Regions from separate parts of the Homo sapiens genome. Here region 1 is linked to region 2. A link is a contact called in ENCODE Hi-C or POLR2A ChIA-PET data. All regions are on one chromosome and are shown on one strand. The core of a region is the stretch at or near the end of the contact, and the rest is flanking DNA. Distances in the headings are between cores, read along the strand shown. Region 1 overlaps SNX29 (sorting nexin 29). Region 2 overlaps SNX29 (sorting nexin 29).

The links. A loop is a pair of places that touch in the nucleus more often than their neighbours do. ChIA-PET counts read pairs that join two places held with the same protein, here RNA polymerase II (POLR2A). Pooled maps may share reads with other maps.
Region 1: a loop to region 2 is called in a map with no recorded cell type, with 6 times the contacts of the local background. The contact joins two enhancer-like sites. A Hi-C loop is called at or near these places in 4 of 168 maps with a recorded cell type or tissue (endothelial cell of hepatic sinusoid, gastrocnemius medialis, ovary and 1 more), 18 of 37 single-sample maps with no recorded cell type and 6 of 50 pooled maps. POLR2A ChIA-PET finds 5 or more read pairs at or near these places in 7 of 52 experiments (CD4-positive, alpha-beta T cell, CD8-positive, alpha-beta memory T cell, Panc1 and 4 more).

What each region holds. Positions count from the first base shown.
Region 1 is chr16:12,053,751-12,061,329 of GRCh38, reverse strand. All of the region lies in intron 8 of SNX29 (sorting nexin 29), which reads right to left. Among named protein-coding and RNA genes, the nearest start is that of SNX29, 81 kb to the right of the region's middle. Within about 2 kb of position 1,874, at least 5 of the 41 ENCODE cell types and tissues checked have a DNase peak (open chromatin) inside an H3K27ac peak, as active enhancers do.
Region 2 is chr16:11,993,446-12,000,566 of GRCh38, reverse strand. It overlaps SNX29 (sorting nexin 29), which reads right to left. Exons shown (of 21, transcript NM_032167.5): 2 at 1,209-1,270. Among named protein-coding and RNA genes, the nearest start is that of SNX29, 20 kb to the right of the region's middle. Within about 2 kb of position 5,691, at least 12 of the 41 ENCODE cell types and tissues checked have a DNase peak (open chromatin) inside an H3K27ac peak, as active enhancers do.

The DNA.
Region 1 (7,579 bases), core at 625-3,124, 65 kb before region 2:
TGAGCACCTATTATATGCCAGGCACTGTGCTCCCTACTGGTGGCAAAAGAGCCAGTGAATACTGTTGATCCTGCCCTGAGGGAGCCTGCAGTCTGTTGGGGGGCATGAACATGAACCAAATAATCCTGCAAGAAGCTGTAAATGGCATCTCAGATTGTGGAGAAAGCTCATTCCAGGAAGGTCATGGAAGGCTGCCTGGAAGAAGCAGGGCTTGAGGAGGGGAGCTGGAGGAAGCCCAAGCCACCGAGTGAAGAGGAGGGACAAAGGCTTGGGGAAGGGGACAGCACATGCATCACAGGCCATCTGCTCCACGTTCCGAAATGACAGCAGCCACCTGACCTAGGGCTAGCGTTGCTCCGCCTCGCTGCATCTGAGCCCCTCGTGGGTAAAAGGACAGAATCAGACCAGTCACGTCTGGGTCCCTTCCAAGAAAGGGAGTCGGCTCAATTATTAACCATGCTCATATGATCTGTTATACTGTCACCTTACCCACAAAGTACAAATCTCTAATGCGTGCCATCTTCGAAACGCCAGGCAGTGTGGTTGGGTTTGTTTGGGAGTAATTGCCCCTGCAGCACTTGCCTCTGAGCAATCAAGAAATGTTAATAAATACCTGGAGGTATTTTTGCAGTATAGCCGTCCCCCAGTATCTGCATTACATCTGTATCAACCGTTTCAAAAAACCCCTGCAAATCTGAGGATGCTCAAAGTCCCTTGTTTTGTTTTAGAGTTGGAGTCTTGCTCTGTTGTCCACACTGGAGTACAGTGGCACAATCATAGTTCACTGCAACCTTGAGCTCTTGGGATTTGGCAGAGCCTCCTGCCTCAGCATCCCGAGGAGTTTGGACTACAGGTGTGAGCCACCATACCCGGCTAATTTTTTGTTTTGTTTTGTTTTTTTGTGAAAACAGGGTCTCCCTATGTTGTCCAGGCTGGTCTCAAAATCCTAGCCTCAAGCGATCCTCCTGCTTCAGCCTCCCCAAGTGCTAGGATTACAGGCATAAGACACCTCGCCTAGCCTGAAGTCCCTGATGTAAAACGGTGTAGTATTTGCATAAGCACATCCTCCCACATATGTACTTTACATCATCTCTAGATTGCTTATGATACCTAATACAATCCAAATGCTATGTAAATAGTTGTTATACTGTATTTTTATTGTATTATTTTTATTGGTTTTTTTTTGGTAATATTTTTGATCCACAGTTGGTTGAAACCATAGATGCGGAACTCACGGATGCAGAGTCCATGGATGCAGAGAGCCAGCTGTACTGTAAGGTTTAAACATCATTCTGTATCTCAGTAGATAAAGAAGACCAAAGCAGATCATAATCATACCTACTTAAGAAGGGAAGTGCGGGGGCAGACAAAGGGAAGGGAGGCAAAAGAAGAAAAAGTGTGTGGCTTGTCCAAGGCCATCAGCACTAAGCAACAGAACCAAGGCTGTGGGACTGGAGCCCAGGTCTTCCAAACTCAAGTGCACCGAGTCGTCTCCTGCCCACAAGTGACATTACTTATATAGTTTGTCTTTATGTTAGAGCTACTCTAAAATCAACAAATATTTTCTGTAATAGACCAGAGAGTACATATTTCAGGCTTCATGACACAGTCTTCTTTCTTGGTGTCTCTTAATAACTCTTTAAAAATGTAACAACTGTTCACTGCTTGGGGGCGGGTTTGGTCCGCAGGCAGGGATTGCCAGCTCCTATTTTAGAGGCTTGTCAGGTAGAAGTCTCCTTTCAGCCCTCTCTAGCTTTTGGCCAGACATGTGGCACAGAGTGAGAAGCACAGGAGGAAATAATCCTAGCAGAATTTTGCAAGACAGATCATTCAACCATGCCCATACCACAATGAGGCTTTCAGACAGCAGGGTGGGGGCAAAAGAAGAGCCGCTCCCGCGACTGTCCTGGCAGGAGCCCAACCTGGGGGAGAACCAGATGACCTTGGCTGTGCCTCTGGAATCTGTCAAGAGGCGCCCTCCTGAGGCTCTGACCTGGCCACTGGTGACCACGGAGCCGGCACCCAGAGGTGGTCAGGGGCGCCCTTTCAGGAGAAGGCAGCAAAAGCAGACAGTCCTTTCTAGGCCACTCCACTGCCTCAGGGCAGGTGCGATGTTCTGCTGGTTTCTAAGATAATTCTTGACCCTTCCCCGCAACATATGCAAGTACAAGGTGAAGCCAGGCCCCAAGAGGATGAGGTTCCAAACCCGAGAAGTGAGCCCCAAGGACCACCGCCTCAAAATGAGTTACATTAAAGATTGCTGGCCAGGCCAGTGGCTCACATTTATAATTCCGGTACTTTGGGAGGCCGAGGCAGAAGGATCACTTGAGCCCAAGAGTTCGAGCCCTGTCTCTACAAAAAATTTAAAAATTAGCCAGGTATGGTATTGCACACCTGTAGACCCAGCTACTGGAGGGGCTGAGGTGGGAGGATCCCTTGAGCCTGGGAGGTCGAGGGCTGCAGTGAGCTGAGATCATACCACTTCCTCCAGCCTGGGCCACAGAGAAAAAAAAAAAAAAAAAAAAAAAAAAACCCAGGCCGGGTGCTGTGGCTCACACCTGTAATCCCAACACTTTGGGAGGCCGTGGCGGGTAGATCACCTGAGGTCAGGAGTTCAAGACCAGCCTGGCCAACATGGTGAAACCCCGTCTCTACTAAAAATACAAAACTTAGCAGGGCGTGGTGGTGGGTGCTTGTAATCCCAGCTACTTGGAAGGGTGAGGCAGGAGAATCACTTGAACTCGAGAGGCGGAGGTTGCAGTGAGCTGAGATCCCGCCACTGCACTCCAGCCTGGGTGACAGAGCGAGACTCCATCTCAAAAAAAAAAAAAAAACCAAAAACCAAAAAAAAAAACACCAGTGGGCCCCAAGGGCTACTGCCTCAAAATGAGTGACATTAAAGATTCCTGAAGCTGACACTGCCTCAGTATCTGGTGCCTTGATTGGCTTAAAACCACTCATTATTACAACTGTTGCTCCTCAGCAAGACAATTAACACACGTTATTTGAAAACTTAGAAAATGCCCAAAAGAAGAGAGAGAAAAAATAAACCACCCAACAGCCACATTATCCAAAACATTACTGTGTCAGACTCAGTTTCCCACATGTCTTTTTTTCTTTCCTGCTGTGCGGACTATTCTTTACACAGTTGTAATGAAGCAAAATGTTGAGTTTTTTATCTTGTTTTTTCCATTCAATATTAACTCATTAGGCCAGGCATGATGGCTCACACCTGTAATCCCAGCACTTTGGGAGGCCAAGGTGGGCAGATCACCTGAGGTCAGGAGTTTTGAGACCAGCCTGGCCAACATGGTGAAACCCCATCTCTACTAAAAATACAAAAAATTAACCGGGAGTGGTGGTGGTCACCTATAATCCCAGCTACTTGGGAGGCTGAGGCAGGAGAATCGCTTGAACACAGGAGGCAGGGATTGCAGTGAGCCAAGATTGTGCCACTGTACTCCAGCCTGAGTGACAGAGCGAGAACCCAGCTCAAAAAAAAATATATATATAAAATATATATATATATGTATATGTATGTATATATGTACTCATTAGCTCAGCTTCATAACACTAGACACTCTTAAACATCATTTGAGATGTTTGAGATCCTAAATGTTAAAATGTCAAGGCTTAAACTATAAAATCTTCTGCTGTTAACCGTCCCCCTGTGGCTGCACATTTAGGTCAACTCCAGTGTTCTGCTTCTCTGAATAAGAACTTTGGTATCTAGATGTAGCAACTTTTCCCTGAATCGAGGGTATGTTCTCTGGGCTGCTTCTCGCACTGGGACTGCTAAACCAAGTGGGATAAACATCCTTAAGTTCATGCCAGTTTGTCAAACTGCTTTCCCCCATGGCTATCAACTGCTCCCAGCTCAACTGCTTCCAGCTGTCTATGAGGTCAGCCCCTGTGCACCATCCCTGCAGCCTCATTCATCCCACAGACACCAAGTGGATGCTATGGGATGTGCCAGGAACTGAGGACTCACTGACAGCAAGATCTTTCCCTTCCACCAGGGCGCCAACCCAAGGTCTCCGCAAATATGATGGGCAAAATATGGAGTCTTGTTTCACTTTGCATTTGCTTAACTGCTAGTGAGATGCAGAATAGCGAGACACAGCATATGTTTGTAGTCCTTTCTGAATTATGTTTCCCCCTACTTCCCTACCGGTATCATAGAGCACATATAAAGTGATTTAAAAAGCCCCATCTGGGCCTGGCTCAGTGACCCATGCCTGTAATCCCAGCACTCAGGGAGGCCAACATAGGAGGATCACTTCAGGCCAGGAAATCAAGACCAACCTGAGCAATGCCTTGAGACCCCATTTCTATAAAAAATTAGCTGGGCGTGGTGGCATGTACCTATAGTCCTAGCTACTCAGGAGGCTGAGGCAGGGAGATCACTTGACACTAGGAGTTCCCTGAGTTGAGGGTGTGATCAGGCCACTGCACTCCAGCCTGGATGACAGAGCAAGACCTGTCTCAAAAAAACAAACAAAGAAACAAAACAAAACAAAAAAAGAACAAAAGAACAAAACCTGACCGTAATAAAAATACTATCCCTTGTAAAGAAAAATACAAAACGCAAAGCTAATACTTATGATAAATACAGAGGCAGAAGAAACAAGACTTCTTCAGACATCAAAGAATGGGTTAATGACCAGTAAACCAATGAGTAAGCCTAACTTTGACCAACAGAGGGTCTTAAAGACAACAGGGCAGCAGACTCTGCCAGACACTGTGGCAATCCACAGTGAGCTTCTCCTGGTCTGGCTGCATTCCCCTCACACATCTGCTGTGCACCAGCCCCCTCAACCTTCCCTGTGAACACTAGCTTAGAATCAAAATCAAAGCATTACTCAGCAGGCCATCCCATCACTCCGCTGTGTCTTCCCCAGGCTGCTCTGTGGAAGGGTCAGTCAAGATCCCTCTTAATGCCGGGGAGAGCTGTCCAGAGTCTGCAGGAGGCCCTCTGGCTTCAGAGGGCCCAGGCCAAGTGAAGGTCACCCTGCACTGTGTTGGGCATTTACACACAATGCTGGGGGCTGCCTTGGCTCACACACCAGCCTCACCCATGGGGCTACACTCAGTGGCATCAGCAAGCAGCATCTCCTCAAAGGCCCAGATTACAAAGTAAAGGCACATGGCCAGGTGCAGAGGCTCATGCCTGCAATCCCAGCACTTTGGGAGGCTGAAGCAGGTGGATCACTTGAGCTCAGGAGTTCAATACAGGCCTGGCCAACATGGTGAAACCCCATCTCTATTAAAAATACAAAAATTAGCCGGGTATAGTGGCACACTCCTGTAGTCCCACCTACTCTGGAGGCTGAGGCAGGAGAATCGCTTAAACCTGGGAGCAGAGGTTGCAGTGAACTGAGATCGCACCACTGCACTACAGCCGGGGCCATGGAGTAAGACTCTGTTCCAGAAAAAAAAGAATAAAGGCACTTGTGAGGGTTAATTGTATGTGTCAATTTTGCTGGGCCACAATACCCAGGTATTTGGTCAAACATTATTCTAGCTGTTTCTATTAGATGAGATTAACATTTAAATCAGTAGATTCTGGGTGAACCAGATTACGCTGCATAATGTGGGTGGGCTTCATGCAAGCAGTGCAAGGCCTCGATAGGAAAAAGACAGACCTTCCAAAGGAAGAAGAAATTCTGCCAGCAGATTGCCTCTGGACCTGAACTGCAACTCTTCCCTGGGTCTCCAGTCCACACACCTAACCTGTGGATTTTGGACTTCCCAGCCCCACAATCACATGAGCCAATTCCTTAAAATAAATCAAGATAAGACCAGGCGTGGTGGCTCATGCCTGTAATCCCAGCACTCTGGGAGGCTGAGGTGGGTGGATCATTTGAGGTCAGGAGTTTGAGACCAGCCTGGCCAACAGGGTAAAACCCCATCTCTACTAAAATCACAAAAGTTAGCGGGGTGTGGTAGGTACCTGTAATCCCAGCTACTCGAGAGGCTGAGACACAAGAATCACTTAAACCCAGGAGACAAAGGTTGCAGTGAGCTGAGATCGTGCCACCGTACTCCAGCCTAGGTGACAAAGCAAGACTCCATCTCAGAAAAAAAAAAAAAAGAAAGGAAACAGAGACACAGAAACAGAGATAGAAATGGAGTTAGAGGTACAGATAGAGGTAGAAATTGAGAAAAAATAGAGCAGGACAGAGAAGGAACTACACACATCCACACACAGAACGTCCGCCTCAGCCCCACCACACTGGTTCTGTTTCTCTAGAAAGCCCTGAATAACACAGCAGGTCACAAGACTTGGATGCCAGGTACAAAAACATTCATACCCTATGAGCAAGAACAAGGCTGCTGAAAAGCTGCCCTAACAAACAGTTCACTCGTAGGAAAAAAATCTTGCGTGTGAAAATATTCATTTGAGATCCGCTGATAACAAAAAGCAAAAACAAAAACCATCAGCATAAATACCCAACAAAAGGGGAAACATTTCACAAGTCATAATATGTTGATCTGACTGAAAGGCAACTGCGTTAGCCACGGTTCTGCGGAGAAATGGAACCAAGGGGTGTGTGCCTGAAGAGAGAGAGACAGAGAGATACAAATACAGGTTTATATTGAGGAACTGCTCCACACAACTGCAGGGACCAAGAAGTCCCATGATCCGCAGTCCACAAGCTGAAGACCCAGGAAAGCTGGGGGTGTGGTGAAGTCCAAGTCTGAAGCCTGAGAACCAGGAGAGCAGATAGTGGGAGTCCCTGGCCCAGGGCCGAAAAGCCATGTTCCAGCTGAAGCTAGCAGGCGGAAAGGAAAGAATCCCTCCCTGCCTTCACTTGTTGTTCTGTTCAGGCCTTCAATGGATTGGATGAGGTCCACCCACACTGGGGAGGGCTATCGCCTTTACTGAGTCCACCAATTCAAACACTTCCCTCACCCAGAAACATCCCCACTGATCCACCCAGAAGCAGAATATTCAATCTGGGCATCCCACAGCCCAGTTAAGTTGACACACAAAATTAACCATTACATCAACAAATCAATATTCATAATTAAGTAGAAACATGAAAAACATTTGACAGAATAGCTGGGCACAGTGGCTCATGCCTGTAATCCCAGCACTTTGGGAGGCCAAGGCGGGCAGATCACGAGATCAGGAGTTTGAGACCATCCCGGCTAACAGGGTGAAACCCTGTCTCTACTAAAAATACAAAAATTAGCCGGGCGTGGTGGCGGACGCTTGCAGTCCCAGCTACTCGGGAGGCTGAGGCAGGAGAATGGCATGAACCCGGGAGGCGGAGTTTGCAGTGAGCCGAGATCACGCCACTGCACCCCAGCCTGGGCGACAGAGCAAGACTCTGTCTCAAAAAAAAAAAACAAAAACTGACAATATAAGCTTTGGATTACAGCATACCTGAATCCAAATCTCAATTTAGCCAATGGCTTTCACAAATCTTGCCTCCCTATGGAATCCTGTTCTTCTGTCTGTAAAATGGAGGTGATACCCATGAACCTCATAGGGCTGCTAGACGTCTTACAATATAGGGTATAAATCATCTGCAGCACCTGGCATATCTCAGATGATCAATAAGGTAACACT
Region 2 (7,121 bases), core at 4,442-6,941:
AGGCAACAGCAAGACCTTGTCTCTAGAAAATAAAAAAAAAAATTTTAACACACACCCCTATTAAAATACTTACCTCCCTATAGTGTAATTACACACATAATTATAACCGTCAACTGCCCCTTCCAAAAAGCAAGCTCCTAGAATTCCTAGATTTGGATCCTAGCTCTGCCTCTTACTATGACGCCCTGAGCAAGTTGTTGGATCCCTCTGAGCTTCAGTCTCTTCATCCGTAAAATGAAACCAATTGTAGGAACTATAATCTCACAGTGTTGTTAGAAGGATTAAATATAAAGTGCTTAGCAGAGAGCCTGGCACACAGTGGAGGTGTGATCAGTGACAGCTAACAGCAGCATGCATCTGGTACATGCGGCAAGCAGATTCCAGTCTCACATCCAAGCTTACTTCCAAGCCCAGCCGGAGTCAAGCATCACAAACAGCATCACATCAATCACAGCAAAGCTACCTGGAGCGTCCACACAGCTGGGGGCAGCAGCAGAGGACCTCAGGCGTGGCCTCCATCCTCCTTGTCCTAGCCTTCTTGTGCTCGAGGGTCCTAACTCCAAACCACCACCTCTGCACCCCTCAGAGTTGCCCTCAAACACAACTGCTTGGAAATGAGACAATGAGACTTTGAAACCCACATCAATGACTTTTTTTTTTTTTAATGACACAAAGTCTCACTCTGTTGCCCAGGCTGGAGTGCAGTGGCGCAATCTCAGCTCACTGCAACTACCACCTACCAGGTTCAAGCAATTCTCCTGCCTCAGCCTCCCAAGTAGCTGGGATTACAGGTGCCTGCCACCACACCCTGCTAATTTTTGTATTTTTATAGAGACAGGGTTTCACCATGTTGGCCAGGTTAGTCTGGAACTCCTGACCTCAAGTGATCCGGTCACCTTGACCTCCCAAAGTGCTAGGATTACAGGCGTGAGCCACTGCACCTGGCCCAGTGCCTTTCTTGAAGGGACATCACTGACGGATGGGGTCCTCTAGAGGGCTTTGGGAATTCAAGACACAGGACTTCCTCCAACCCAACCTTGACCGTGTTCACTGCTCTATCATTTCCTGGGAAAAATGAGTAGATCACTTCACTGTTCCCAGGTATAAAGTGGGAGTTAGTCTGTGTATGTTATAGGGAAGAAATGACCTACATTAATTATCTGACACTATTACTCGACCAAAAAGGCAAATGTGTGCTTTCTGCTTACCTGTTTCACTGCATCCAGCAGTCGCTCCAGCAGAAATTGTCTTTTGTCATTGTTCTGTGATCCTAAAATGCAATGAGGCTTAATTAGTTCTCTCTGACGCTCGGACACGGCTGTCCCCAACTAGATCAGTCCTTTCCTACTGATCTTTAACAAAATCAGTAGCACAACTAGGTATCAATAATCTGTATCATTACAATGAAGTTTGGCTATTGCCTGTTACTGCATCAAAGGAAAACAGCTAAACTAATTTTCCCCAAATCTGAACATGTCTAGAATGGTCTAAAGGTTTCTCAACCCTTGGCACTACTGACATTGTAAGATGTTTAGCTGCATCCATGGCCTCTACACACTACGTGGCATTAGCACACACAAACCCCTGAGTTATAACAAAAATGTCTCCATGTAATGCCAAATGTCCCCTGGGAATCAAAACTGCCCCCAGTTGTCAACCAGCAGCCTAAAATAAAATATAAGTTTCCCAGTACAGCAGGAACTGCTCACTGGCTGTTCTCACTATCATCTCCAACATCCTTTTCCCATGCCACCTTCAGCAATCCAAGCTGTGAAACCTGATTACTCCTCTTCTCAGCAGCTGAGGTTGAACTTAAGCAGTCTGGCCAATGAGAAGAAAGCAGAAGTGGCTCCCAAAGTTCTGGGAAAGTCATTCATTTCTGATAGAAAGAAGAGCTATGCAGAGCATCACTCCCTCCACCATCCTTCATGCCTTAATCATAAACATGTTGGGTGGAGCCAGAGTAGCATTTTGCCACCACGAAGTCATGAGCCTGAGAGAAAGACCTAGAGAATCACAAAGACACCAGCCCTGATATCACTGAGTTGGTAAGCCAAGACTAGAAACAAGCTAACTCTCACAAAATAAATAACCCTATTTGTCCACACCACTGCACATTGGGCTGTTACTTGCATCCAAAAGCATTCCCAACTGACACACATGACATATGCTGAACTTCCATTTAGGAAGGTCTGGGGCAAGAGCACTTGAAAGCACCAGGCAGACAGTTGGTAGAGCCACACCTGATCTCCACAAGAGGCCCAATGACTCCAAGCAAGATACAAAGCCCGGAGTATGATGCACCAGACACAGAGCACATTCACTTCAAAGGATACTGAAATTCAGTTTCTAAGGGCAGACGCTCCACACTGCAGGCGTTGAATTGCCATCAGGCTGCTTCTGTCTTGGGCAACTCTACGTGGGCTGCACCAGAGAGTAGCAGCAGGGCATTATCTCAGAGGTGGTCAGTGATTCCTCCAGGTCAAGCCAGGGCCAGCTGGTTGATAACAACCACCACCGTGTGCTGGGCGCATCCTACATGCCAGGAACCAAGCTAAGCACTATGCATGCATCATCTCCCTTCATCTTCACATTCACCCTATAAGCCAGGTTCCCAAACACAGATGGGAAAGCTGAAGCTCGGGGAAGTCAAGTGATTGTGTGTGTTGATCCACCCAGGACTTATTTAACTTCTAGTGTATGTGAGGCAATGTTTTAAGAGCTGAGGACACCGGAGTTAAATGGTGTAAAAGATCCATCTTCTCATGGAGCTAAAATCCTACTAGAAGGCCGGGTACAGTGGCTCACACCTGTAATCCCAGCACTTTGGAAGGCTGAGGCAGGAAGATTGCTTGACATCAGGAGTTTGAGACCAGCCTGGGCAACATGATGAAGCCCTGTATCTACCAAAAACACAAAAAATTAGCCGGGCGTGGTGGCACACACCTGTGGTCCCAGCTGTTCATGAGGCAGAAGTGGAAGGATCACTTGAACCCAGGAGGCAATGGCTGCAGTGAGCTGAGATCGTGCCACTGCACTCTGGCCTGAGTGACAGAGTGAGGCCCTATCTCAAAAAAAAAAAAAAAGTATAAATGTAAACTAATCAATGAAAAAGTGTTAGAGAGTCACACTAGGAAGACAAAACAAACACAGTGATGGGATAGGGAGGAAGCAAGAAGGCTGCTTTAGCCAAGGCAGCCACTGAGGGCCTCTCTGCACAGGTGACATTTGAGCTGAGCCCTCTATGAAGAGAAGGAACAGCTATGGAAAGACAGGGCAGGCCAGTGTTCCAGACAGAGCAAACAGCAAGGGGAGAGGCTCGGAGGTAGGACAAGCTTGGCTCTGGTCTTCCAGGACCAGAAGGAAGTTTGCTGTGGCTTGAGCAAAAAGCAAAAAAGTGGAAGGAAAGATCAAACAGGCGGGCAGATGTCAGTCACATAGGATCGTGTGGGCCATGATAAAGGGGTTAGACTGTTGAAATTTGAATACTAATTGGTGGAACAGTGATCCTGACTCAAGACCTCTAAAGCCTGTGTTAGGACCACAATACCAAGGATCCTGCCTTACCCCCAGGCCTGGTAATGAAACCAGTCAGCAGATTCTTTGAGACACACAATAAAACAACTGACTCTTCAAAAAGTACCGTTAGTATTTTTTTCTGGAAGAGGTTTCGATCAAGAATAGCCTAGGCACCATTCCCACCAGCCATGAGGCATCTCAAGGCATCGCTCAGGATGGCTATAGACCCATCTGGCCAAGGTCCTCCAACACCTCTTGACACCTGTGTCTATCAATCAAACGCTCTTTGTTTCAGAATCCAGGGTTTGGATTCTGATCTTCCCTCCCTAACACCAGAATAGAAAAAAAGTTAGGCTTGCTTTCTTCCTTTTTCCAAGTATGAGTGAGCCCGACAGCTCTACCTGCCCTTGAGCAATGCCAACTGGAAACTTGACAGGGTTCCCCGCACTGGAAATGCCTTTGCTATTTTTTTCTCATCATAAAAGCAATTCATGCAGGAAAAAAATAGAATAATAACAAATCAGGAAAAAATGTACAAAGAAAATAAAAATCTCTTTCATCTCCCTAGTGATAATTTTTTAATGCAGTGCTTCTCAAACTTTAATGTCCACACAGATCTCCTGGAGATCTTGTTAAAAAGCAGCAATTTATTTTTTGGCGTTTTTTTCTGAGACAGGATCTCTATCACATGGGCTAGAGTAAGTGGCACAATCATAGCTTTCTACAGTCTCAACCTCCTGGGTTCAATCGACTCTCCTGCCTCAGCCCTCCGAGTAGCTGGGACTACAGGCACAGGGCACCACTCACAGATAATTTATTTATTTTTATTTTTTATACAGACGGGGTCTCACCCCAGACTCAAGCGATCCTCCTGCCTCTGCCTCCCAAACAGCTGGGATAATAGGTGTGAGCCACCACACCCAGCCCAAAAGGGAGGTTCTGGTTCAGGAGGTTGAGGATGGGGCCTAACTCTTTTTTTTTTTTTTCTGAGACGGAGTGTTGCTGTGTCACCCAGGCTGGAGTGCAGTGGCCCAGTCTCGGCTCCCTGCAACCTCCACCTCCCAGGTTCAAGCAATTCTCCTGCCTCAGCCTCCCAAAAAGCTGGGATTACAGGCACGCACCACCACGCCCGGCTAATTTTTGTATTTTCAGTAGAGACAGGGTTTCACCATGTTGGCCAGGCTGGTCTTAAACTCCTGACCTCGTGATCCACCCACCTCGGCCTCCCAAAGTGCTGGGATTACAGGTGTGAGCCACCGTGCCCTGCCAACTCTGTGTTTCTCGTAAGCTTCCAGTGGAGCTGACACTGCCGGCTCCTTTCACACCTGAATAATAAAGGTTTAGCACCTACCCTTCCTGGTATGCACAATGATCCTCGATGTCTTTTTTTTTTTTTTTTTTAAGAGTATTTTGCTCTACTGATTATTCTGGATGAGATGTCAGCAGCCTCCTCTGCCTTACTCTGCAAAGCCTCTTTTCATGATGGGGTGGGGGGGGAAGAAAAGAAAAACCTGTTCTTTATACAAAAACTACCCGAGATTGTGCAGGTCTCAACCCAGAGGCTCACACTTCCTGGCTGTGATCTCTCTGCAGGCAAGAAGCTGTCAAGTGAGATAATCTTGACCTCAGAAGGGGCAGCTGTGGCCAACTTAGCCCTGAATGAGCTTAAGAGAAAGGGGTCAGCCAGGCACAGTGGCTCACACCTATAATCCCAGCAACTTTGGGGGGCCAAAGCGGACGGATCACATGAGGTCAGGAGTTCAAGACCAGCCTGGCCAACATGGCAAAACCCCGTCTCTACTAAAAATACAAAAATTAGCCAGGTGTGGTGACGGGCGCCTGTAGTCCCAGCTACTCAGAAGGCTGAGGCAGGAGAATCGCTTGAACCTGGGAGACGGAGGTTACAGTGAGCCAAGATTGCACCAATGCACTCCAGCCTGGGCAACAGAGTGAGAGTGTCTCAAAAATAAATAAATAAGAGAGAAGGGGGTTTACTAGGCTGCAAGGAGCACAGGTGGTCTCAGGACCACTTATCAACTGAGAGGAACAGTGGAGAGCACTGAACGGGAAGTCACAAGGCCTGAGCTCTCATCCTGCCTGGCCTGCTTGCTAGCCATGTGACAGGGACAGTCACTTCCCTTGTCTGGCCACTGGTTTCTGCATGAGATCATGCCCTTCCAGCTCTACAGTCTATGGAGACTCTGCAGAGACAGGCAGGCAGAGCAATCAATGCTACCAGTCTCCTTCTTACCTTCTCCCTTTGAATCCAGTGGAGAGTACAGCACCTCCGCCAGGGCCCAGAAGAATCTGCCAGCTTCAAATGTTGCCGCCACTCAGAGAGAAGTAGGAACAATGTGCCCACCTACCGAATCCCAACCACAGGCTAAGTCATTAAATGACCTATTTAATCCTTGACAAAGAAGGAAAAGTGGTTCCATTCAGTAGAGAACACTGTGACTCAGAGAGGAAAAGACCTTTACCCAGGGCTAGACTCATGGGAAGTGGCCGAGGAGGGATACATTTCCAAGTCCATGGGATCCTGGAGCTGCCAGCTGCTAAGCCCTGCTCACCCTCGACCTCCATCACAACCTGCAGCAGTGGCCCAGTGCAAATTCAGCAAACACTTTGCCACACAGGAGCGATCAAACCCCATGTTCCTGCTTCCTCATCTCCAGGGGCAGCCCCCAGCCAGCAGTCAACCAGGTGAACAAGAACAGGCTTCTTTTTATTTCTCATTTAGATCACCATCAAAATGAAAACAGAAAATGGAAAGGCACCCAAGGGAATACCTCCAGGGGTCCACAAACCTGTCTGAGAAATGCAGTCAGCTGACACTCCCTAACTCTACTCAGAATCCTCATGTGCACGGGAAAGTCAGTCACCTAGTTGGGTCTCTCTTTAATGTTTTGTTGTTGTTGTTTGTTTGTAGACGGAGTCTTGCTCTTGTCACCCAGGCTGGAGTGCAATGGCGCGATCTCAGCTCACTGCAACCTCTGCCTCCTGGGTTCAAGCGATTATCCTGCCTCAGCCTCCCAAGTAGCTGAGATTACAGGCTCCTGCTACCATGCCCAGCTAATTTTTGTATTTTTAGTAGAGACGGGATTTCACCATGTTGGCCAGGCTGCTCTCAAACTCCTGACCTCAGGTGATCTGCCTGCCTTGGCCTTCCAAAGTGTTGGGATTACAGGCATGAGCCACCGCGCCCGGCCTTTGTCTTCAATGTTTAGAACTCTCAGGATCTAATGTTTAATGTTTAGAGTCCTTTGGATCCTACATTAATTTTTACCACAAATCTCTAGCCTTCTGCCTGGGGTCACCATTCAAGCTACAGTGACCTCCTGGAGAGAAAGAGCAGAAATTAAGAACAGGATAGTGTGGGTTAGAATCCTACTCCACCAGCCATGTGATCATGAGCAAGTTACTTAACCTCCCTCCTTCAGGCTCATCATAGAACCTACCTCTTCGGACGATAAAATGAGGGAAATTGTATTGTGCACCTAGAACAGTGCCTGGTATATACCAAGCATTTAATAAAATTAGCTATCATTATCATCATTGTTGGCAACCCTTACCCCAAGGTATCAAGACCTCTGGCTCCCAGA